Regions from separate parts of the Mus musculus genome. Here all the other regions are linked to region 1. Evidence: chromatin loops called from intact Hi-C (ENCODE). Cell type or tissue: left cerebral cortex. All regions are shown on one strand.

Evidence for each region. A loop is a pair of places that touch in the nucleus more often than their neighbours do. Peaks named below come from ENCODE experiments on the same cell type or tissue, not always from the same donor. Only the 100,000 strongest peaks of a DNase experiment are listed, where the experiment ranks them.
Region 2: it touches region 1 in a loop (7-fold over the local background); 33 of 42 quality-filtered maps call a loop at or near these places.
Region 3: it touches region 1 in a loop (4-fold over the local background); 2 of 42 quality-filtered maps call a loop at or near these places.
Region 4: a loop joins it to region 1, with 6 times the contacts of the local background. A loop is called at or near these places in 22 of 42 quality-filtered maps.
Region 5: it touches region 1 in a loop (3-fold over the local background); 8 of 42 quality-filtered maps call a loop at or near these places.

The regions. Positions count from the first base shown.
Region 1 is chr2:20,896,868-20,901,867 of GRCm38, reverse strand. The region is part of intron 3 of Arhgap21 (Rho GTPase activating protein 21); the gene reads left to right. Among named protein-coding and RNA genes, the nearest start is that of Arhgap21, 68 kb to the left of the region's middle. In left cerebral cortex, a CTCF peak has its summit at 2,990 (motif pointing left); a DNase peak (open chromatin) is centred at 2,978; H3K27ac peaks cover 195 bases.
Region 2 is chr2:21,188,653-21,193,652 of GRCm38, reverse strand. It overlaps Enkur (enkurin, TRPC channel interacting protein), which reads left to right. Exons shown (of 5, transcript NM_027728.2): 4 at 4,340-4,486. Among named protein-coding and RNA genes, the nearest start is that of Enkur, 14 kb to the left of the region's middle. In left cerebral cortex, a CTCF peak has its summit at 4,813; a DNase peak (open chromatin) is centred at 4,907.
Region 3 is chr2:21,051,367-21,056,366 of GRCm38, reverse strand. It overlaps the pseudogene Gm13377. Among named protein-coding and RNA genes, the nearest start is that of Gm13375, 85 kb to the right of the region's middle. In left cerebral cortex, CTCF peaks have their summits at 1,535 and 2,771; DNase peaks (open chromatin) are centred at 1,462, 1,708 and 2,580; H3K27ac peaks cover 1,207 bases.
Region 4 is chr2:21,259,581-21,264,580 of GRCm38, reverse strand. No RefSeq gene overlaps it. Among named protein-coding and RNA genes, the nearest start is that of Gm52501, 33 kb to the right of the region's middle. In left cerebral cortex, a CTCF peak has its summit at 2,767 (motif pointing right); DNase peaks (open chromatin) are centred at 339 and 2,768.
Region 5 is chr2:21,203,310-21,208,309 of GRCm38, reverse strand. It overlaps Enkur (enkurin, TRPC channel interacting protein), which reads left to right and starts at 2,945. Exons shown (of 5, transcript NM_027728.2): 1 at 2,945-3,238. The coding sequence starts at 3,162. It overlaps Thnsl1 (threonine synthase-like 1 (bacterial)), which reads right to left and starts at 2,586. Exons shown (of 3, transcript NM_177588.2): 1 at 2,465-2,586. In left cerebral cortex, a CTCF peak has its summit at 3,105; DNase peaks (open chromatin) are centred at 2,621 and 2,920; H3K4me3 peaks cover 2,442 bases; H3K27ac peaks cover 1,436 bases.

The DNA of each region.
Region 1 (5,000 bases):
ATGTTCATTAATAACACTGTGGAAATCCTTGCTCCCCAGAACAGCCTGTTGATTGTTCCTGTCTGTGGTAAGTTAGGTGAGAATTCCTGCCTCTTGATTAACCTGTTCCGAGAAACTAAGGCACTAACACAAGTTTGATACTGGGAAATAAGGAAACAAGAAGCAAAAATTGGTTATTAGATTATGCAAAGTAAAATATCGAGTTGTTGAGTATGGACTTTCCCTCGTAGCTCCCTCTGTGCTTGCCCCTTCCGCATCCTCCTCCTCTCTTTTTGTAGAATCAGGATTTCCTTATGTTGACTTGGCTGCTTTTGGACTCCTGGGCTCAAGTGACTCCTGTCTCAGCCTCCCAAGTCAAGTGCTAACTACAAATCCACCCCATTTACTTATCATTATGTTTTTGAAACGATTTCTATGAATTCTTCTCAGAGAAAAGATGATGAAGGACAGAAAATGCGTCCTGTGACTGAGTTTTTCATTAAGTAGGTACCGGGTACATAGTAGGAGCTTGTATGCACAGTGCCTGTTGGGTAAGGGGAGGATGCTGACACCTTTTGTCATGGCCACCATGGCCTGTTCCTAAGTGACTGCTCTGTGTCTTCCTTCTCCCTCCCCATAGCCCGGGTAACTCAGGGTTAGTGGTACCTAGTGATTTAGAAACCATATTTCAAATAACTAAGAAAGTCTTTAAGAAAATAACAAAAATAGGGCAATCTTGGACTTACATAGAAATGTAGACATATTCTATAAAATAAACCAGTAGGTGAAAAGTTTAAAAGAGAATCTTGATACTACTTAAAAATAATGAATGGTAATCTATAATGAAAGGAATTGAGCTGGATTAAAGAGGCTGTCAGAAACTCACTTTTAAGGTGAAGACTTTAAGACTTGAAAAACATAATACATGAAGTTTAACCTGGCAGTCAAGAAACTAGATGTGATTTCAAAATCTCTGTAAGGGTTCTAAACACTTTATTATGAAATATTTTAATGTGAAAGATAGCTTCAGAGAGAATTAATCGGAAGTCTTTGGCAGAGATAAGTAACTGTAAGAGAACTAGAGAGAGATTCACACTAGGGTTTGAGCCGCCTCTAAAACATGGCTCTCTTCTCTGGCTTTTTCTTAGTAGTATTGCCCCAGACAGTACTGTAATTAGGTGGTTTTAAGCTGGCTTTTCCTAGCTGCTGCATAACTTACAACCAGGGTCACAGAACCAGTGTTCACCTCCTCCTGTGTCTGGTCTTTGGAGGAAAGCAACAGGCTTGCCTCCTGAGGGAGAGATAGTCCTCACGTTTAAATGTTCATTAGGGACAGACAGTTCATTGTGTGAAGCACCACCCATGCTTGTTAAAACTCCTCAACTTCCACACTTTACTCCTAAGATGTGTCTCCACCCTCCCAACTCAGTTTTTGTTCATAAAAGGAAACTTCAGATGTTTAAGGATTGAAAGGGCGGAGGCAGGGCAGGCCAGGTATCACACTGGATGTTGTCCTTGTAGGAGACGGTGCCCGCTGTGTGGCTGAGGCTGTAGCATGTGCCAGAGCGAGTGTGCTGCTGGCTATCTCTATTAACTTTCCCTGGAAGGGCGGCAGAAAAGGCAGTGCCCAGGTGCCGTCCTCCCTGTGCAGTGGAGGTGTGGGTGAAGAATAACATATGCGTTCGGTTCATCCCGCAGCGCCAGTTCTGCTTACCAAAAGTGGCCCACTAGGCACTCGCATTCCACGCCCGGCTCCACGCCAGCGAGCCGGGCTTCTTACCCATTTAAAGTTTGAGAATAGGTTGAGATCGTTTCGGCCCCAAGACCTCTAATCATTCGCTTTACCGGATAAAACTGCGTACGTCGGGAAAAGAGCGAGAGCGCCAGCTATCCTGAGGGAAACTTCGGAGGGAACCAGCTACTAGATGGTTCGATTAGTCTTTCGCCCCTATACCCAGGTCGGACGACCGATTTGCACGTCAGGACCGCTACGGACCTCCACCAGAGTTTCCTCTGGCTTCGCCCTGCCCAGGCATAGTTCATAGCTCTCCTGCTGGAGAGCCCGGATCTTGTTCCTCATTGCTTTCCATAGCCTACATAGAAAGTATGTGACTCCTAACTTAATCAGTGTTTATTGTGGGAATTGCAGCCCCCTGCTTTCAATGTTCAACAGATAACTTCTCATCTTTGACATAAAAACAGAGCAGAAATATTCAAAGCTAAGTGTGAGGACAGTTAAGAATTAAGAAATACATTTTTTGTTTGTTCATTCATTTAGCAAACATCTGTGCAGTCTGCACCATGAGCCAGACACACTAGGCTGATTGCGTGGAAGGAAGCGTGCTGCCTCTAGCCTCACTTCCTTCAGAGTGTTGAAAATGTCATGTGATATAGTGCACTTCCTCGGCCGGCCGGTTAATGAAACGTGCCTTCTGCGCCCCTTTCCTTCTCACTGTGTGGCGGTGTCCACAGTCATCTCACACTAACCGCTTCACCATTTTCCCACTCTCAGGTGAAACATAGGGCTGTAGGGCAAGGATTTTTTTTTTTCAAATTCAAAATAGTTTCTATGCTTAAAACATCATCTTATATTTCCATCTTCCCGTGTTTTATGTGTAAATTTGTGGGTGTATATGTTTCTAATAAATGTACAGAAGAAACAGAGAGCACACAGAGGACAGCCTTGATAAGCTTATTAGTTCAGGGGTTGAACAGTGTATAAATCCAGAGATGGGAAGTTGTTGCTTATGATTAACAAATTTGTCTGGGTTGTCAGAGAAATTTACAACCTCGCAAAGCAGAAACAACAGGGCTCTGACTCTAGACATAGACATCATTTATGAAGCTCCTGAAACAAGGGAAAAGACTAACATTACTGAACTCCAAGTGCTCTGAAAGGCGGTTACGGACTGTTCATTCAGAGAGAACTAGGGGGAAGTATTTGTTGGATAACAGGCTCCCACAGTGTTTCTGCCCAGCTATAGCTCTAAAACTGATTCATGTCTGACCCCTAGTGGAGGTACGCTGGCTCTTCTGTTGCCTACCCTGTCCCTGTACTGGGAAGGCCAGACAGCTTCAGGCTGTTTACTGTTAGCATTGTCCAGGCTGAGGTTTTGAAGTAGATAGCAGTTACTTACTGAGCATCCGTTACATCCATTCTGTGCACTTGAGATTTCTGCGCAGCGTATTTTCTATAAACTCACAGGATTTTAATGTATAACTGAGCAAGTCCACTGTAAACTTACGGGATTTGAGTATGTAGCTAAGTGTATAAGTATATTAAGTATATAGCTAAGAAGATTGACTATAAACTCAGATAATTTTAATTTGTAAACGAGTAGATGCCCAGTAAACTCACAGGATTTGAGTATATAAGCAAGCACACCCACAGGTATCTTGTTTATAAACTTAACCTGGGGGTGTCTTGTGATTTTCACGTGTGAGCCCTTTCTGAATTTGTCTCACGGCTTTGGGAGCTTTGTCAGTTCTTAGTGTTAAGTGGATACTTAAGGTAAAAGATTGCCTTGTGCTCAGCTTCTATGTGAACGAAACTCCATTGTGCAGAGTACTCCATTGTAGACACCCAGTGCAGCATTTTGGTTTTGCCAGCAGGTTAATACTAAAGTTCTTATCTTTCAGCTATGCCTGCCCAAATATCTATAGGGTTTATGAATGAACTGGCATCTGGGATTTAACTTTAAAAGCTTTATATGGGTGCGAGTGGGCTTATATGAAATGTGATTTTCTTGGTTCCCTAGTCTCCTGGGGCTTTGTGCTGTTAGCATCTCTGGTTCTGAATGTATGAAACACTCCCATGACAAAAAAAGTTTTTATAATTAAATGTCTTTTATCTGAAAAAGTTTAACATGAGTAATTTCAAACATAGTTTACTTTTTACAGTTTTAAACTGGTTTATTTTACTCCATTGCTTGAAGGTCAGGTTGCATTAAGAGAGTATATGCGGGGCTGGTGAGATGGCTCAGTGGGTAAGAGCACCCGACTGCTCTTCCAAAGGTCCAGAGTTCAAATCCCAGCAACCACATGGTGGCTCACAACCATCCGTAACAAGATCTGACTCCCTCTTCTGGTGTGCAACCATCCGTAACAAGATCTGACTCCCTCTTCTGGTGTGTCTGACGACAGCTACAGTGTACTTACATATAATAATAAATAAGTCTTAAAAAAAAAAAAAAAAGAGAGTATATGCTTGCTTCTACTATATGAAATTGTGATTGAAATGTGACAGGTCTTCATCTGGATCCCATTCAGAGATTATTATAATTTGAGATTAGGATTCCTAAAGTTGTCAGATCTGCAGATTGGGAGGTAAAACTTGAATGTATTAACTAGCATTTTGAAAATGAGTATATTGTCTTCTTAGTTTGGGTTTTACTGCTGTGAAGAGACACCAGGACCCAGGTAACTCTTGTAAAGACAGCATTTAATTGGGGCTGGCTTACAGAATCTGAGGTTCAATCCATTATCATCATGGCGTGAAGCATGGCAGCATCCAGGCAGGGATGGCGCTAGAGGAGCTGAGAGCTCTATATCTTGTTTAGAAGGCAAAGAGAAGACTGGCTCCTATGTGACTAAGAGGAGGGTCTCAAAGCTTACCCCCACAGTGACACACTTTCTCCAATAAGGCCATTCCTCCTAATAGTGCCACTCCCTGGGTCAGGCGTTATACAAACCATCACACTCATCTTGAATAGACTATGGAGAACAGCTTGACTTAATAATTTACTTTTCCCCATCTCTCTGTTGATTTTCCTCATACCACAAAAGAAAAGAAAAAAGAAAAAACACAGGCTAACAATCAGCTATAGTATTTTAATGTTTGATTACAAAATGCATGCTTTTTGTTTGTTTTTGTTTTTGTTTTCAAGACAAGGTTTCTCTGTGCAGTCCCACTGTCCTTGAACTATGTAGACCAGGCTGGCCTCAAACTCACAAGAGAGCTACCTGCCTTTGCTTCCTGCCTCTCCTGCTTCTCCTGCTTCTCCTGCCTCCATGTGCTGGGT
Region 2 (5,000 bases), 290 kb before region 1:
TTAATCCCAGCACTTGGGAGGCAGAGGCAGGCAGATCTCTGAGTTTGAGGCCAGCCTGGTCTACAGAGTGAGTTACAGAACAGCCAGGGCCACACAGAGAAACCTTGTCTCAAAAAAAAGAAAAAGAAAAAAGAAAAAAAGAGAAGGTTTTTTAAATAAAAAAAAAAACTTACAAAGAAAAATACTTAAATCTTATCCTATTTTCTATACTTTGTTGAGCATAAAAGTATGTGTGAACACATACTAAAATAAGCTGCAAAGTCCTAAATATTAATAACAAATAGTAGTTAGTTGTGACCAGAAATAGAAAAGAAATAGGAAGGAAGGAAGGAAGGAAGGAAGGAAGGAAGGAAGGAAGGAAGGAAGGAAGGAGGAAGGAAGGAGGGAGGGAGGGAGGGAGGGAGGGAGGGAGGAAGGAAGGAAGGAAGGAAGGAAGGAAGGAAGGAAGGAAGGAAGGAAGGAAGAAGGAGAGAGAGCGCGCGCTTAAGGAATAGAGAAGCAGAGGGAGAGAGGAAAAGGAGAAAGGGAAAGAAAAGAAGAAGAGAAGGAAAAACAGATGAGAGGGAAGGGGAGAGGATGAGGGAAGGGGAGGGAGAAGATGGGAAAGGGGAGGGGAGAGGAGGGAGGGTGAACTCTAACCGTGAGGGATGATCTAGGTAGTCCAGTGATGTGCTGCATACCACCTATGAGTGTAGAAGTGGAAACAGGCTCCAGGCCATATTCAGAGCACAGCGCCCATTCTCTGGGAAATTTGTCTTGTCCAGCAGGCTAAGATCACCTCCGGAAGAACTCAGCTGTTGTCGGGTCGCTGGCCTCGTGCTGAGAACATTACTAAGGCTTCTCGGGATACTTATTCCATGGTTCTTGTCCCATCACTGGCTCCTTCAAGTCACTTCCAACCCACTATTGATCTGTTGTGACAGCAAGGGCTGCACACACTGCCTCTCCTCTGTGCCGTCCCTGTTTGTGCTCCCCATGTTAATACACTTTCTTTTTGAAAAAATGTTGAAGTATCCTCCATCACAGAAATATAAAGCTCACAGAGTGTGAGAGTGTGTGTCTATCAAGCCACAGAGGCAGCACACACTTGCTGTTCTCTTGCTGTCTCTCTTCACAGACTTATTTGGTCAACTTCAGAGTTAACTCAAAAAAAAAAAAATCCATGATAAGTAGTGGAGGTCACCATGTCTCAGTTTGGTTTCTATTACTATCCTATGTGCTAGACCAAAACCAACATAGAAGGGGAAGGGTTTATTCAGTCTTACAGTTTATAGTCCATCACAGAAGGAACTCAGACCAGGAACTCAACCCAGGAATGGGGAGACAGGAGCTGATGCAGAGGCCATGGAGGGGTGCTGCTGACTAGCTTGCTCCCATGGTTTTCTCAGTTTGCTTTTTTTATAAAACCCAGGACCACCAGCGTAGGGATGGCACCACCCACAGTGGGCTGTGCCCTCCCATATCAACCATTAATCAAGAAAATGCCCAAATAGACTTGTTTTAGAAGCCAATTTGATGAAGCCATTTTCTCAATTGAGCTTCTATCCTCCCAGATGATTTTAGCTTATGCCAAGATCATAACAACAGCAACAACAACAACCAGTATCAGATGATAAAGGGATACAATTTGGGGAAAAACAAATAGACCACCCCCTCATTGGTTCTAAATGAATTATATGTCATTTGTGCGTTGAGATTGTGGAGACAAACTGAAAGATGAATGAGCATATGGTGTGTGTCACAGTAACAGCGAGCTAGCATTTCAAATTCTGACTTGCTGCTTGCTAACTTTGGGATCTGTGACATGCCATGGAATCGACCACAGGGGTATAGTGAGCATTAAATGACATTAAGTGTACTAAGTACCTGACAATGTCTGGCACTTAATAAAATGGCCAGAATGGATAAACATTATAATAGAACAATTAGTGACACCATTCATCAGCCTCCAGCCACTTAGCTTGTAGCAACCCATAAGATCACTAAAGCTTTTGCTCATTTGCCAGATTATTTTCCTAAAATGCATTACACTGGTCCCTTTCCTGAACATAACATCCCAAACATAATCTAACCTTTAAAAAACTATCTTTTTATTATGGAGCATGTGCCACAGCTCACATGCAGAAGTCAGGGGATGACTTTTTGAGAATTATAAGTTGTTTCCTTGACTACCAGAGCCCTCACGGCTGCTTCCTGGGAGATAACTTCCCTGGGATCTTTATCTTCAGTAGGTTCCCTTTCATATTACCCTTCTTAGCCCTTGTTTACATCAGAGCATGTGCACATGTTATAGTCTTCTTCCTCAGTATCACAGGGGTACCTTGTGGGTACCAATATCCACAAATACTTGTGGCCTTCATATGAATGGCTTAGTAGATGTATGTAACATACATAACCTGTTATGGGCTTTACTCTTAGTCTCTAGATATCTTAACGTAGCCAATATAATAGGGCAAATGCTGTATAGATCATTGGTATACCATGTTGCTTAGGGAAGAAAATCAATACAGATGTCATTTAATTTTTTTAGGTTTATTTATTTTTATGTGTACTTTGCCTAAGTATTTTAATGAGTATTTTGCCTGCATGTATCTCTGTCTATGTGAGCAGTGCTGTGAAGGCCAGAAAAGGTTGTTAGATCCCCTGAAACTGGAGTTACAGATAGTTGTAAGTCACAATGTGAGTACTGGGAACTGAACCCAGGTCCTCTGCAAACGCAGCCAGTGCTCTTTAACTTCTGAGCCATCTTCCTGGCCCCAGATACAGATGCCTAGTGTTTTCCTCTTTTGAAGTAGACTGAACACATTTCTCTACCCAAGAATAAGAATCCTATGAGGAAAGACACCTTACTTTTCTGTTCACTATTACTCTTAGTACTCAATATGTCCTCAAATACTGTTTTGAAAACTGAACACAAAGAAATTGTAGTCCTTTAGACAGTGACACTACATTCACTAATATGAAAGAAGTACAGCCAGTGGCCTCACCATCAGTTCCTGTGAGCATCCCAGGAGCCCAGACAGGCAGCTCGCCCTTCCATATCAACCTTAGAGGCCACAGCCAAGCTCCCCGTGGGCCTAGTGCCCAGGAAGGGCTTGCTTTTATGGTTTAAGAGGGTTTGTCTTTTTTATTTAGCCAGGTGTGTGTGTGTGTGTGTGTGTGTGTGTGTGTGTGTGTGAGAGAGAGAGAGAGAGAGAGAGAGAGAGAGAGAGAGAGAGAGAGAAGGCACCTCGGAGATACTCAAGAGATTTCAAGCTAAATTATACAAGAAAGAAAAAAACAACTCTTTTTTTTAAAAGACTTACTTTATTTTTTTAGCTGTGTATATGCACATGTGTCCATGTGTATATCATTGCAGTACCTACAAGAAGAGGACATCTCCCTTGGAACTGGAGATATTGCTGGTTCTGAGCTACCTCAGTGGGTGCTAGGAACTGAACTCAGCTCTTCTGCAAAGGCAGCAAGGTTTCTAACCACTGAGCCTTCTCCACAGCCCCAGAAAAGCCAACACCTAAAAGTGAAAGTTTCTGGTTATGGTGATGTTAGTCTCAGCACTCAAGAATCTGAGGCATGTGGATCTCTATAAATTTGTGGCTAGTCTGGTCTACATAAAGAGTTCAAGGCCAGCCTGGGCTACTCTGTCTAAAAAATAGTCTAGAGTTTAAGAAGAGACACTGGTGATAGAAGAGAGAAAACAAATTGCTACAAGTTCTCTCTCTCTCTCTCTCTCTCGCTCGCTCGCTCACTCGCTCTCATGTGTGTGTGTTATGTATGTGTGTTATGTGTGGTGTGTGTACATTATGTGTGTTGTGTGTGCGTGTTATGTGTGTTGTGTGATGTATGTGTGTTATGTGTGTATTATGTGTGTGTACATGTGTGTATGCATGTGTGTGTGTGTTATGTGTGTGTGCGTGCCCAAGTATATACACATATGTGAAGGTCAGAGGACAATTTATAGAAGTCAGTTCTCTGCTTCCATCCTGTGAGTTCAGGAGATTGAATTCAGATTGTAAGACTTGGTGGCAAGTACCTTTACTCAGTGAGCCAACTTTCTGGTCCAGCATCTTATTTTAAGAGATCAGAATGAACTAGCTCTACGTTTTGGAAGTGGCGTATGTGTGCGCTCATGTGCATGTATGTGCATGTAAGTGTGTATGTGTAATGGCTGGATTTTGCCAATTTGCCTAGTTTTTGTTTATTGGGTCATTTTTGTTTGTTTTTTTCTTGAATATTGAAAACAATAAGCTTTCTTGTTCTCTAATTCCCAGTTGCTCTGCTCACACACAGAAGACTGCTCACAGGAAACTGATTGGCTTTTTTTCTCTGGAAATCCTCGCAGGATTATGGCATCACGCCTGAGTACATATGCAAGCGAAATGAGGATGTGAAGAAAGCACAAGAAGAGTATGACAATTACATCCAGGAGAACCTCAAGAAAGCGGCCATGAAGAGACTCTCTGACGAAGAAAGGGAGGCAGTTCTGCAGGTGAGCCTGTGGGCTTCAGGCCTCTCTAACTCTTCGTCCACCCCCCAGCCCTGCTACTGAAGCCGGGGCTTCCACTGTCTCAAAGCAGTCTCTTTGGGCTCTAGCAAAAGTGCTCAGTAAAGCTTACTCTTTGAAAAGGGAAAGGAAAAAATAAAAGCAAGCCATAATACAGAGATTCATAAAATATTTTGTTTCCAATTTGGTGCATTTAGGTTGTAAGGAAGCCCACTTTCTCCTACAACAAACTGGTATTTTAAAAGAGTGAGAAAATAGTTACTTCCATTCACTAAATTTATTTTTTAAAGTACTCATAACGGAGCTATTTTTCACTAGATGGAGCTCTAGAATAATTGAAGCTGTCTCCAAGCTGTATCTTTTCCATTCTAGTAACTCAGCTACCCAGGTTATTGCGTGAATGGATATTAGGTTTCACATATGGTTCCTCTATTTTGAATAAATGGGCCATTTGACATATCGTTGTTGTAGTTTAATGGAAGAGGTCTATCTGAAGTGT
Region 3 (5,000 bases), 150 kb before region 1:
ATGGCTAAGGGTGGGAGAGAAAAAGACTGCAGCTGGGGTGTGGCAGTGGTGGGCAGAGTGCTTGCCTAGCTCACATTCACAAGACCCTGGATTGAATGGCCAGCACTAGTGGGAAAAAAAACGAAAGAAAAATTTTCATTTAACTTTAGGGATATACTTTTCCTTATAAAATAAGGACATTGTGTTACTCAAACTTTGTAGCACTGTAACAAAATACCTGAAAAAGACAACTAAAAAGAGGAAAGGTTCATTTTGGCTTACAGTTTCAGGGACCTCGAATGGCCATTTGACCAGGCCTGTGGCAAGTCAGAACATCATGATAGAAAGAAATGATGATTGGGGAAGGGAGGGTATGTCCACCTTGCCGACCAGGAGAGGCTGGGGGTGGGGCGTCTACCAAACTGGACATAGATCACATATCAAAGACATGCCCCAGCCACCTACTTCCAAATAGCAGAGTCATTGAGCCACGGTCATCTGGCAGTAGTGCCATCACCTGGCTACAAAGCCTTCAACATGGGAGCCTTTGGGAAGGACAGTTTATATTCAACCCACAATAGCCGGTTCTATGGCATGCTTCCTTCATGTGTTCAGTCTTGTCTGTCCAAGAAGAATCGTCAAGACAACAAAGAAATCCAATAAGCAGATGCATGATGGGGAACAAGCTTAAGAGAAGAAAGCACTCAGCACTTACTTGGTTCTTGTTTTAGTGGTTATAGAAGAATCCAAATTATAATAAATATCTGCATAGGGTGGCAGGGTTGTTACAGGTCATTATCTAACTTCCTCTTTTTCATATATATACTTACCATGCAATCCACCAGTTCAGTCAATAAATTTGCATTTTTTCATATTACTACCCTACCAGGAATTTGGACATGGCTTCTCTCATTCAGTGCTGAGCACCTCAAGAATAGCTCCCTGCGTCTTTCCACAAATCCCCCCTTTTTTTGTACAAAACAAGAAGAAAGAGAGGGAGAAGAGGAAAGAGTAGGTGATGATGATTCTTGGGATTGTAATGATCTTAGGGAGAAGGTGAGGGTGTGGGAGTAACACAAGAGCATTAGACCTAGAATCGGGGAGGAAAGGGAAAGTAAGGAAACTTGACAGGGCTGGACCTGCATGACTAAGGAAAGAAGTCAGGAACCAAACAAGGAAATAATAAAACAGCTGAAAATGTAGTTGAGTTGGGTTTATCAAGTAGAATGATTGTGTCAATAAAGAGATGAACTTGCTGTGTTTGGGCAGAGCCATTTCAGGGAAAAGAATATAATCATGGTATGTTGTACAAAATTCAGTCAAACAATTATAAATTTTATGTATTTAGAATGAATTTTTAAAAATAGGGTAGACGTGACACATAGTAGAAGAACGTGCAGGAGGGGAGAAGTGGGGCTGAACCATCTGGAGCACTTGCCTGTGTACGAAAACCTGGAAGACAAGGGCTGCAGCCAAAATGAAGAGGGAGCCACAGAAATGGTTCTTACAGTTTTAGGAAAAGAGCCTCAGAAAGCACAAGGCAACAGCTCCCCCTGTGCCACTGTGCCATGTTCGTAACCAATAGCCCTGGAACCTCCGAGGTTCACTGAAGGTGTTGGAGTTCAACTAAGATAAAGTTTCTCATCTTTCTCTCCCCACCCCCAACCTTTCTCTGCTGCCTTCTTTCACTTTCGGGGAGGCTGGCTGAGTCATGGCTCTAAATAGGTGGGTGCTGTTGGATACAATGGGCCCTCAACAGTTCTGTGCAGTGGGCTTTCTATGCTTAAAAGCATTACTCACTGTAGTTAAGCTGTCTGCAAAACACACTCTCACTCTGATTTTTTTTTTCTCAAGTTGATTTAATCCTGGCACTTCATAAAAATGTGTGTAGCCATTAAACCAGGAGGATTCTATTCATGTCCAAGAGAAATCCCTGAAAGGCTTGAGTAAAACTCAAAGTCAGGCCCAGATCTGGCAGTGAAGTTACACAGCTGGGCAGGTTCTGTGCAAGATTTCAGGAGATGAGCACCCCACCTCCAAATAAGGTTCTAATCAAATGCCAGAATTGAAACTTGCCAAATCCTCACCACTACCACCACTGGCTGCCTTAACTTAAATCATTCCTTTTTATTGCCCCTGACTAGGCTGAGAACAATCATAGAAATGGCCACTGATAGATGACTCTGGCAATTTTGTGAGTTATTACGTAAAATAAAATGCTGAGCAACATTCCTTTCGGATTTATATTCACACTCCTCCTCACAGCCAACAACCACCACCATCCAGCCCATTTTAGCCACGCCAATCTCTCTGGGAGTGACCACACCCATAAAACCCCATTGCTGCTGCTGCTTGCTTTGTGTTTTCAAAGGTTAAAAGTAGGAATAGCCAACTTAAGAAAATCGTTTGTATTTGTATGATTCTTCTCTACCTTCTTGCCTCTTTCATTAGGAAAACTTGATGTGATGGGCTTTGCTCAGACCTCAGAATAGCAGCAAAACAACACACTGGAGTCTAGAGAGTCCCTATAGAATTTTTGCCTACAGCCCCCGCAGACTTTTACTGGCTCCCTGGGAGGAAGTGAGCTAGGTGTGAGGAGATGACTAAGACAGTAATTGGCAAACATCTCAGATTCAGCGATCATGGTTATCAGATGGGAAGTGTTTTGGAGGCACAGATTGTTCCAAAAAAATATAATAATAAAAAAAATCCCCAGCATTGCCCACTCAAAAAGTGGGAATCTTAGTAGACTGCTCAGTGCAAATTAAAAGCAGTAGACGGTAATGAACGGTTGGTTAAGGAAGAACTGCAGATCCTTAAAGATAGGTGGAGTTGGTGTCTCATGAGTAAAATGAGCTACAGAAAGTGAGAGAGATGGGCCAATATTATTCATTTATCCCACAGAGTTCTTTCCTTTTCTTCCCCATCTCTTTCCTTCCTTCCTTCCTTCCTTCCTTCCTTCCTTCCTTCCTTCCTTCCTTCTTTCCTCCCTCCCTCCCTTCTTCTCTCCCTCCCTCCCTCCCTCCCTCCCTTCCTTCCTTCCTTTCAGAGTCTTGATATATAACCCAGGCTGACCTAGAACTCATGATCTCCCCACCTCTGCCTTCCTAGGTGCTCAAGCCTTCTGGATCACCTTTTCCTATCAGTCAGAGTTCTGTATTAACCATAGGAAGATGAGCTACGGTTTGTCTCTGAGCCCTTGATTCTAATCTTGGTGCATGGAAACCCAAGGGTTGGTCCCCTTAGATACTTATACAAATGCTTCCAAGGCTGAGACAATTCCATCTTCTATACCTTCTTCCTTCATGCTGTATCATCCCATGGTAGAAAGTGGAAAGATAAGGGAGAGAGATAAGAGACTGACGGGGACCTAGGTCACTGTTATAACAATCTGCTATTAAAGCAACTAACCCATTCTTATAATGACGGTAATACTCTATTATTGGGGGCAGAACACATGTCTGGATTGCCTTTTATTGGGCCCCATCTTAATGTTTATTAGTGCTAATTTTCCAATTCAGGAACTCTGGAGAATACATTCAAAATACAGTAGAATCCAATGTCTAGTCTTAGGTTGAACAGAAAAATTACAAAGGCCTTTTAAAGGACAATTGGGAAAATTTGAATATGTAGTTGGCTTTATGTTATACTAAGAATGTATCATTTTTGATAGATGTGAGATTTTGGTTGTATAAAATAGAGAATGGTACTGTATTTAATTATACTGTATTTTCATTTTAATCCTTTTTTAAAGCACACACAAATATATTTAAAATCTTCAAAGTTAAATGTGCATCAAAAGTTAGGCAAAGTTCAGGGCTTGGTGGTAGACTACTTGCTTACCTAGTATGTTTTCATGGAAAGAGGAAGGAAGGGGAAGTGAAAAGAGAAAATCTTTAGATTTTCTGTTTTCATATATGTTTTGAATACATTTAAAAACCAAATTAGCTATATAAAACGTGTTAGAAAATATATTAGACTGAGGCTAGAACATTTGTCGGCATGCACGGCACTCAATCTCAGTCTTGCAAAAAAAAAAAAAGTTGTTTTAATGTGAATATTTTTAGAAATGTAATGTAGCAGCATATATGAGAAATGCAGTCCCACCCACCAGGAAGACAGAGCAGAGGTCAAGTGACCGCCCCTTAAAGGAGCACAGAGATAGGAGCCGTGAAGTGGGAGGAGCCATCCTCCTTAACAGTTCAGAGGTCAAGTGACCGCCCCTTACAGCAGCACGGAGATAGGAGATGCGAAGTGGGAGGAGCCATCTTCTGTAACATCTGTCAAGCTTAAAATATGTTGGAATTATTTTGACAATATATCTCAGATCGATACCCATTCAAGTCCCACTTCCTAGTTACAATCTTAAAATTATGGTTAATCTTTTTAAAGATGATGTTTATTTTACATCGTTTCTAAATTGGGGAGTAGAGGATGGAAGAAGAGAGGGAGAGGAGGAGAGGGAGAGACTGGAACATAATCCTTTTCAGGACTTCCTACTTAATTAGATAAGGATGCACACTAACATATTTTGGAAAGAAGTTTTTGTTTACACAATTGAACCAAAAAGGGATTGTGAACAGGGAAATCCAATTAACCACAGCATTCTCTAAGCATCCTGGTTAGCTAAGAGGCTTGGTCAAACCTCAGTCACACTGAAAATACATGTCCAACTTAAGTGCTGTGGAGTGAGGGCAAAGGCTATATAGTAAGCCATATTAAAATGCTAAAAAGACTCCTGTCAGTGTGAGTCTTAGGGGACACAGTGGCCTGACCCTCACAATGGCATTAATATGCAGTGCCCTGGAGAGGACACATGGGCTTTGAGAGTAGACAATATTCTTTAAAAAATGGGTTTAATAAGAGTGTCCTACCTAAGAGAAAGCACTTCCAGAAAGGCACTTCTCCACGTGTGACATGGAAATACAGCTTTATCATGGTTTTTGCATGGGTTGGTGACTTCTTAACGTTTGTATTCGTTAAACCTCTTTTGTATTAGATATAAAGAAGAACTTTATAGT
Region 4 (5,000 bases), 360 kb before region 1:
AGGATAATATTTAAGAAACCACATTCTGGGAACCACTCGTGTGGGCACGAGATGGTAAGGCATTGCTCTCCGGAAAAGGTTACGTGCTAGCTGGAGGCACGGGTACCTTCTAAAGCACAACACCCAAAACAGAGCCCTCCTGCCCACTCTGCCTTACCAGTAGCAGAACACAAGCCAGGCAGCCTGGGAGATGCGGAGGCCAGTGTCCAGCCAACACTGTCCTTCTTTAACCCTGTCCCCAAGTCATTCAGCAAGAAGAATCTCTCCACCAAGGGACCAGCAATGTTACTCCAAGCAAGGCCAAGTGCCAGAGGGCACGCGGATGGTCTGGTTCCTTCCATCAGCAGTCATGGGGTGAGACAGCTTCGGGGTCAGCCAAGTCTGCAGTGAAAACAGGACTTGCTTTGTTCTCACTGAGAACAAAACCTCTGAGAGCATCATTCATTAACATCACATGTTGTAAGTGTTGGGGTACTAGGGTGCTACAACAATCTAAGAGAAAGTTGGGTTAGCTTCTTTTTCATCAAAACTTTTAAAAGGTAAACTGGGGCTTAAAGCAAAGACAAGCATTTTTCCCTTCCCTACCCAGACTTAAGGGACGTCAAGAGGCTAAGACGGGAATGACAATGCAAAATTAAAACTATGTGGTCCGACGGCTTCGGTGTTCAATATTTGCACCTAAGGAGGCAAGGGGTAGTTCTGACCTTTGACTGACTCAACTTTTACTCATCAATTTGTTCAAAACCTACTATAGTTTTCTTCTACACAGGGTGGGCTAATACAGTAGTTCCCTGCTGCATTTCAAGAAGAGCCCACACATCCTTCCACCAGGACTGAAAACCGGCAAGTCTTTTTTCTGTCTCTCTCATTTATTTGTTTATTTATTCACTTTCCATCCTGATCAAGGCCTCATCTCCTCCAAGAGCCCCCTTACACGGTCCCTCGCCATCCTCCCCCTCCCGTTCTCCTCTGAGAAGGACAAAGCACCCTTTGGGTACCTGGCTCATCAGGTCACCAAAGGACTAGGCACATCCCCTCCCATTGAAGCCAGAAAGTTTTAAATAAAATGCAGATCACCTAGTGAAAATCAGTGAGTGCCAGCCCACCCTGGATTTCACCTCCCTTTTCCCTTCCCTTTTCCTTAGTTGTTCAACACCAGCTAGAGCAGGAGCCAGCACACTGAGGAAGTAGCTTCCTCAATGCCTCTCATGCAAAGCCCTCCAGCTCCTAACTGCCCATCTCTCCAGAGCCTCGGGACCTCAGGACTAAGTCTTGGGAGGCGAGTGCATATTGCATAGTTTGACCTCTTAGAATAACCCCCACCCCTCAGCTTTGCTAACAGCATCCTTTGAATTCCTTTCCTCCAGCACTTTGCCTGCAAGTCCATAAAGAGCTCTCCTCCAAAAAAGGGGGTGGGCAATGGTTTCTGGACTGAAGTACAAACACCACTCATACAGGTCACCGCCTTCCTTGCCCACCGTGACATCAGTTGACATACAGCCTGGATGCACCGCCTCATTGTAATTCTGGTGAGGTGGATGTATTTGTCCCCCTCTCATTGCAGCTGCACATTAAGTCCTGAAAGATGGCCTGTTCTTAGCCAAGTACAGACTGAGAAGCTGGGATAGCCAGCTTTCATCCCAACGAGGTGGGTGTGAGGGAGGTGGTTGGAACTGCAATAGAACATTTACTGGACAGGTGAACCAAGAGTGACAAAAAGGAAAGTGTTTCTCACTTTATGTTTGGCACTTGCTGTAAATTACAAGCCAAGCACAATGGCCACAATGGCAGCAGCGGAGAGGAAGCTGTCTTTCTTCTAAGAAGCGGCTGCTTCGTTTGCATGCCTAGGACTGGAATCCAAGTTACAAGTCAGTGGATTAGGTCCTCTAAGGAGACACATATGAAAATCTGTGCCAGTTTTTCCAATTGTTTGCCTTAGATAAGAAGGAGGGAGTTAGAAAGGCGGGACATAGGCAGATAGAAGGGAAGAAAGGAAGTGGGAAGGAAGTACAGATAGGGAGGGGAAAGGTGGGTGGGAAGGAAGTGGGTGGGAGGGAGGCCAGGCCAGGCCAGGGAGGAGATAGATGGTCCTCCATTTAGCCAAGCTGCTCACCTGGCTATAGACATGGCAAGCACATGAAGAACTCAATAAAAGGCAATAAAAGATATAGGGTGCTGTGGCTAACTGAGGCAATTGACTAAACTATGAGAAAAGACTCTCACACAGACTTTGGACATAGCCTGAAGCAAGCAGCTGGCTTGCTAGTGAAGCCTAAAATCTCTTCAGGTTTTTATTGTTTTCCTAATGCTTTCAATTTTATGAAAAGCGAAAACAATTTTTAGCATGTGTGTGATGTATGTGCATGTGTGAGAGTATGTTTGTGTGTTCCTCCATAGTTTATGTGAGCATTGTCAACTCCATGGCTATTTTATTCTCACACACACACACACACACACACACACACACACACACACACACACACACACACACACGTGAGCTCGCACACCACAACCCCCACTGTGGGTTATTGAATTCATTTTTAAAAAGAAGTTGAGGTGCTTCCCTGAAGGAGAAAATCTTGACTGATGCCTGGTGGCAGAAGCAGACACAGATGGCCTGCTTAAGACAGAAACTTCTGTGAAGTGAGGAAGACACTTTCAAAAACACGGCTCCTATTATTTTCAAAGGGCATTTAAGGACACCACTGATCTTGGCTTCTGGTCTGTGCAGGGCAGCCATCCTGCTGGTCCAGTGTGCAGATCAACCGCTAGAGGGAGACAGGGACCTGAACTTCCACAGCAGTCAGGCTTCCCTACATAGTGGAAGAAGTTTCACTTCATGTCTTTGGAGACTGCTCAATTTCTAGATTGATCCCTCTCTTCAATAGTCACTGAAGGGCCTCTGTGCGTTCACATTACACAGTTAGGGACACCAAATCTGTACACCCAGTAGGGCCAGTCTTGCATTTGAAGTGGTATAGAGAGAAGTCAGGAAGTTTACAAAGCAAACATGCCAGCTTTCCCCTAGGCTCCTATCTCACCTGACTGACAATTTGAGGACAGGCCTGCAGCATCTGTCTCACCTGCTGCCTGGCTTTGGCCACACTGAAGGTTTAAACAAGGGAACGAAGCAAAAGCTCCTTTGCCTTTCAAAACTGTATCTGCTATATGTAGCCAGTTCCCTCAGTTAATGTAACAGAGACACCTCTTGGGTTATCCTCTATCAGCATGCCCCATGGGTACATGAAGAGGTGTTCACTTGGCATTAACTACTAGAGGGAGACCAGATGCTCCCTACCAAGGAAACAGTGAATAAGCTCTGACGACACTCCCGGATGTGTTATGAGGAATCCTTTATCATCACAATCTAATGGTGATTCAGATGACTCGCTGGGTCAGCTACTAAAGCTCTTTTCAACTAGTAAAATCATTTGCCACACAAGTCTGATGATCTGAGTTCAATTCCCAAATCCAACAGTAGGCGAGGACCAAGCTGTCCTCCGATCTCCACATATACACTGTGACACTGGACCCGCACACACGCATACACACAATGATAATTAATTTTCAAAATTAAACACTAAATGAAAACTAGCACATTGGAAAACTAATGATCAAGTTGAGCTAGATCACTTTTGTTTTTTTGAAACAGGATCTTACTGTGTAGTCCAAGCTGATGGAAACTCAGCAGCCTCCTCCCTCTGCATCACTATAGCTGGCTGATCTTCATTAGGTTTTTTGGTTTTTTTTTTTTTTTTTTTTTTTTTTTTTTTTAGTAAAGCTCTATGGGACTGCAGATATGGCTAGGACATGTCTCCAGGAGCACTGGCTGCTTTTCCAGAGGGACCAGGTTCAGTGCCCAGCATCCACAAGGTAGTTCACTGAACCTGTCTTCTGGCCTACTAGGAGACCAGGCACACAGGTCATGAACACACATGCTTTTAGGCAAAGTACTAATATACATAAAATAAAATCATCTTAAAAAAAAAAAAGCAAAGGCTCAAACTCTGAGCTATTGCTAAGAGCTGAACTTTCCTCGTCTTTCTTAATTTTTTACGTTAAAATACATACTCATTTTATAATCAAAACCTGGAATAAACTACTTTTAGGGAAAAAAGAAGGTGCTCCTTTTGTGTGAATGAGTATAAAGGAGATTGTAACCAGTGAGAACAAAGGATGGTTACTAAGGAAGTGCTCTAGCAGGAAGGGTGAGGAGTGTGTGGAGGGGGATGGCGAAGCTAATGCATGCTCACCTCACCTAGCTCCCTGTGCAGTGCCCAGCCAGGCACCGCTCTCCATAATGAAAACTTATCAGGGAGACAGGAGCAGATGACAACCCTCCAGACTACACTGCCTGCCAAGAACAAGCCCTTGGATTCCAGGCCGATTAGAAAGCGAGCACTGAAACCTTTGCTAGGGGGCTTTGCAAGGCAGAGAGAAACAGTTACCATTTTGTGAGGCAGAGAGAAACAGTTACCATTTTGGCAAGTTTTATTTTTATTCTGCTCAGTTCAATTCACAGTGATTATAAATGACCCAAATAATTTTAATTAACTCATAAATCGTGTTCTTTACTGCATAAAATTCATTTGGGCATTTGCCAGAGTCAGCGAGTGGATGTGTTTTATGTATCCAGGAAAACACTTATATTTTAAAATATATGGGTGGCATCTGTAAAGTGGAGGAGGCAAGCATTTGTGTGTGATTGAAAGAAAATCTGGAGGAGACTGTCCCTCATTGAGCTAAGGCAAGCAGTAGAGGAACTAGGTAAGATGTGCGTCTGAGGACTTGGAGGGTGTTTTTATTTAATTTAAGGAGAATGGTTGCAACTCCCCGCAGACATGCAAATGGGCATCCAGCATTTTGGTCAGGGCCCAGGAGTCTCCACAGTTTCCGCTCCTCATCAGTCACTTGTAGCTCACTCACCTAGTGAAAGGCTCTACGGAAAGGAAGGAGAGTGGATTGCTGGGGTCTGAAATAACGTGGAAAATAGAGGCAGA
Region 5 (5,000 bases), 310 kb before region 1:
TCTGTGTAGCCCTGGCTATCCTGGAACTCACTCTCTAGACCAGGCTGGCCTGGAACTCAGAAATCGCCTGCCTCTGCCTCCCAAGTGCTAGAATTAAAGGTGTGCACCACCACTGCCCAGCAGCACTACCTGCTTTTATGGACACCTCAAAACAACATAATTAATCCTCTGTTTCTGCACATGCATAGGAACACACACTCTTAGGTACACACATGCATTAAACAACTCACAATGCACGCACACACACACAAGACATGGTGGACTACCTGAGTAGCTGAGTAGCTGGTTTGTTCTTATTGTCTTCATAGACAATGAATATTTCATGTTTGATTCAACATTTTACACAGGTTACTTAATATCCATTCCATAAAGAGCAGACAGTGGAAAGGCAAACACTACACATATTAACTTTCCTTACTTTCTCCAGTCTTCCTCGGGCCTACCACCCCATGGTCTCACTTCAAAATTTACCTCATTTCCTCTTTCTAAACAATACTGGCAGGTCTAAGTAAACTTATAAATTCAACTTATAAATTCTGCATCCATACAATTTCACAGTAAATGGGCTCATTAGACTAGCAAAAGGCAGGCAAGTGCGATGACAAATGGCAAATAAAAGAATATCCTTCCAATTCTGTCTTAAACTACATACTAAAGTTTGTTTTGTAATATTCAGCCATAAAAATAACTTTGGAGCCTCTCTGGCCAAGTCTTAGTTGAGCTAATTAAAAGACAGAAGAAGATGGACTAATCCTCCACTGCTGCCCGTTTACCTGTAATCCGAGTCTTCACTGTATTCTCCTTTATGTAGTTATGTAGTTTATGTAGTTAGGGTCACTCCCACCACCCATGAACTGGTGAGCGTGGCCACTATGAATTCCTAAGTGAGACGCTGGGTTGGGTTCCCATGAGCCTTTAGTCACAATACTTTTTCCAATGAATATATTAATATATATACACATATATATGCTGCTCATTAATTAATAGGAATGAAGCCAGCAGCACTCTTAACTCATTCCTGAATGAAGCTCATCTTAACATACCTGCTTTCTCTGTATACACACCAGTCTCGTCATACTTTGGACTACTACCTGAGTACTCAGTTTAGGGATCACTTTAAGTGGCCACTGAAACCATAAGAATGCAAAGCATGTGGCATGTTTTGCAGAATATAGAAAGGATATATGTTACTGAAACCCCACACAAGACAAAACACAGCTGGCCTCACTTCAGCTGGAAACATCACATACCACGCTTCCAAATTTTCACTGCCATGCCTACGTCCATAAATTACTAATAATGTGTGGCTAAGTATTGAAGAATTATGAATAAACTTGAACAAATGAGACACTGACATACAGAATCCATGAATAATGTCTGCTAACTTTATGTCGTTCCCCTTTAGTGAAAGCTGCATTCTTACACCCCTTTTCACGTATCAGCTGCTTCTAATTAGAACATGCCTTGGGTTGTCAACCTGGTTCCGACTACTGGCCTCAAATACCTGAATCCTTGGGTTCTATCCTGAGGTCAGGAAGGTATATGCCTTGGCTAATGGCTATCAAGTTGGTTAATACTGTTTACATTCTATGAATTCACGATTCAACAGTTAACATGCACAGGAGCATATATCCAACAAGGAAGTTTTTCTCTTTACATGTTAAGTAAAAAGCAGCAGAGAAATCATTTTTTTTCAAAAGCAAAAATTGGTGCTCCCTATCCACCCCTTAATCTATGGAATGTTTTTAAAGAAACCCAATCTGCTGTGAAATAAGGAAACACATCACCCCACCCCAAAAGATTATTCATCTGAACCGTGGGCTGCCCAGAAAAAAAATAGATAAATTCTATCAAACCGAAAAACGGGAAACTAAATTGTTTCTTTATTCTTATCGAATAAAATTTAGCAGAAGCCTCCAATCACGACTTGCATTGAGCGAGGCCTTCCAAGTGAGGACTGAAAAGTTCACTAAGCCACCAGGCCATTTAACCCAGCCACCAGGCAGTGAGAATTGAAGAACTGATGCACCTGACTTCCCTGGCAGGGCAACTGCCAAGTGGATTTAGACCCACGAAATTTCCTCCCAAATCCCAGGGCCAAAGGATGTGACTGGGTGAAGGCTTTCAAATGAGAGTGCAATCACAAGTGCATATGCATGAACGGGAGATCAAACAGCTCAAACGAAATATAAGCACTTCTCGGAGAGGAAAAAAACAAAAACATGTCAAAAAGGGAGTCAAGGGCTGAAACCTGGGCAAAATTCGAGGCCCTCTTCCAAAGGCTGGTCCTCCTGGCGCCGGGTAGCGCTCGCGCACGCACCGTGGAGACAGAGCACCGCAGGGCCCGCCGCAGGGTCCGGTGCGACAGGTGGATGGCAAAGAGAGGCCTGATGGGGCACGACGGAAGGGGGGATGCTAGGGTAACAACTCTCGCTGGCTTTCCATTCCTCCTCCATTAACTCACCAAGAAAACCACCCAAAGAAGAGGAAAGAGAGAAAGGGAGAAAGGGAAGCGCCTTCGGCACCGCCTGGCAACCTCAGCCGGCAAGCCCGCCCCAAGCTGCTGCTTCTGCGCCTGCGCTGACTGCGCGCTGCGCCACTAGGCCAACCACGTAACCCAGACGCCCCGCCCATTACCCCGAGGCTCCTCCCCTTCCCCGTCGATCGCTCCACCTCCGCAGGGGCGCGGCCTGAATGTTGGAAACTATTATGTGACGCGTGCGTGTCTGTCCTGCTCCCTATTGTAGAATTTTTCTTTCCAGATGTACCGAGGAAAACCACAAAATGTTTGGGTGCGGGGGGGGGGGACAATGTTTTCATGTCGTCTTTTCCAAAGACGCAGGAACGTCTTTTTCCTTACGTTTTTCTCAGACAGAAGAGGTTACAAAAAAGGAATCAGATAAAAGCCAGGTTGCCCCGTCTCCTAGCAACTGTTTCCTTAGCAACCACGTGGTCAACAACGCTAAACAGACTCGGAGCAGAATTATTTTCTTCCTGAAAAAGGGACTGTTACGAAAGGGTCAAAGGGAAATTACACGAAAGAGAAATTTTAGTTCTTTGATAAGAAAGTAAGAAAAGAAAAAGGCGGTGAGAGAAGGAGTTGAGACAGTGGGAAAGTGAGCCAAAAAGCTGAGTACTTGTTAAGGAATTCCTTGGTGGCCATGGACTCACCCTGCACTTCCGAGAGTATTTATAACCTCATACCCAGTGACTTGAAGGAGCCGCCCCAGCATCCTAGGTATGTGGGTAAGCAAAAGCGATGACTTCAGCCCAGAGGAAGATCGTTGACCTCTTTTAAAGACTTACGGGGCTGACTTTTACATTTAATCTTGGGTCGCAACTTCTTAAGACCAGGTGGACAAATCTAAATAGCGTTTCATATTTCACAGAGAAAAAAAAAAAGTGAGCTAGTGTTGTCAGACGTCCATTTTATGATCATAGCCCCCCACTAATATGCAATTATTAATTTGGTTTTAGGTGCTGTGTATAATGTGAAATTCCATGTCGTTGAAAAGAGGGGGAAAAATCTGTTTTATCCGTCCGTTTTAGGAAATCTGATGTTTAATTTAGGAACTCAATGTTGTATTTGACTTAGGCACTCTTTTGCCTCCCGTAATTTGTGTCTAAATTGAATTCTCATTTGTTTCTAGGCCTCAGTATTTCAATTGGTTTAACAAAAATGATGGACTAGAGAGTATGTCTAGGATTTTTACAGATCTTGTGGTTTAATGAAAGGGGTACAGTTGGATGGATGGAAATTCCAAAATATATAACTGAAGGAAATTCTTATGTGTTTGTTATATTTCTGAAAATCTCCAAATCTGAAAAAGGAAACTTCAAAATAAATGTCCCAGATACTTGGCCATATAGGTATTTTGTAAACTGTATTGAAGTCTGAGAGAAGAGGGCAGTCCCATGCCTCCTAGGAGTTGGTGATTTCTGTTATTTACCTTTGTCTTTTGACTTAAGAAAGTCACAGCCACTTTAAAAGAACCAGCACTCAGGTGCGCATGCCTGTTGCGGCACCCAGGATGCTGATGGGGAGAATCTGAGTTCAAGGCTAGCATGGGCTACAAAGACAGACCCTGTCTCTAAAACCAAACAACCAAGAAAAAAAAAAATCAAGAGTTACCAGTTATTATTATTGTGGAGGTCTACAATCAATTTGCACTTGTTTTCTGATTTGAAAATAAGTGAAGTAGACATTCGGAGGTTCCTTCCAAATGTAATGGCCAATTTTTTATGACGTGGAGTGGTAACAGCAAAGTGTAGGTCCTTCCATTTTAACTCAAACTGAATAGGCAGCTTATATCAGAGCAATCATGATATTGTATTTCCCTTGCTTATCAGCTGGGCATCTCTGGGGAGGAATGAAAATGCTGACACCGGTGTGGAGTTTGCAATGCTCACATTACTTGTAGCTGAATCAACTTTTGGTCCAAAATTCCTATGTACTGTTGAAGATAAACTTCCTCCTCTCTGTAGCACACTGGAAGAAACTGCCTTCTATGGAATACTGAGTTTGGATGTTAAGATATTCTACTAGTTCAGCATTTTGTTAAGTGGTAAAGAGCTTTAATGCACCTGGGAAGTTTGTTGTTTGTTTGTTTGTTTGTTTGTTTGTTTGTTTTAAAGGGGATTCATTTGGCCCCTGTTCTGTGTCTAACTGTGCCCCAGTATTCTTGCGCATGCTAGAGTGACAGCATAAATTATAAATTCCTTGGTTTATTCCTAAAAAATAATTACAAGACAGACTTAGTATAAGAAGGAATAAAGGGGGTGCCCTAAATGATCCTGTTATGATTTTGACAAGATGCCACACAAGCAAGCTACTGATTTGTTGTTGTTTTAAAGCATGATAAAACATTTCATCATGTTTCTTCACCACACTGCTACAAACTTTCTTCCCTTAGTCTTCTCACTAAGATGCTTAATAACAAGAAGATATTTAAATGTACGAGTCCCTCTTGCATCATTGAATTATAATCCAAGTTCTTGGA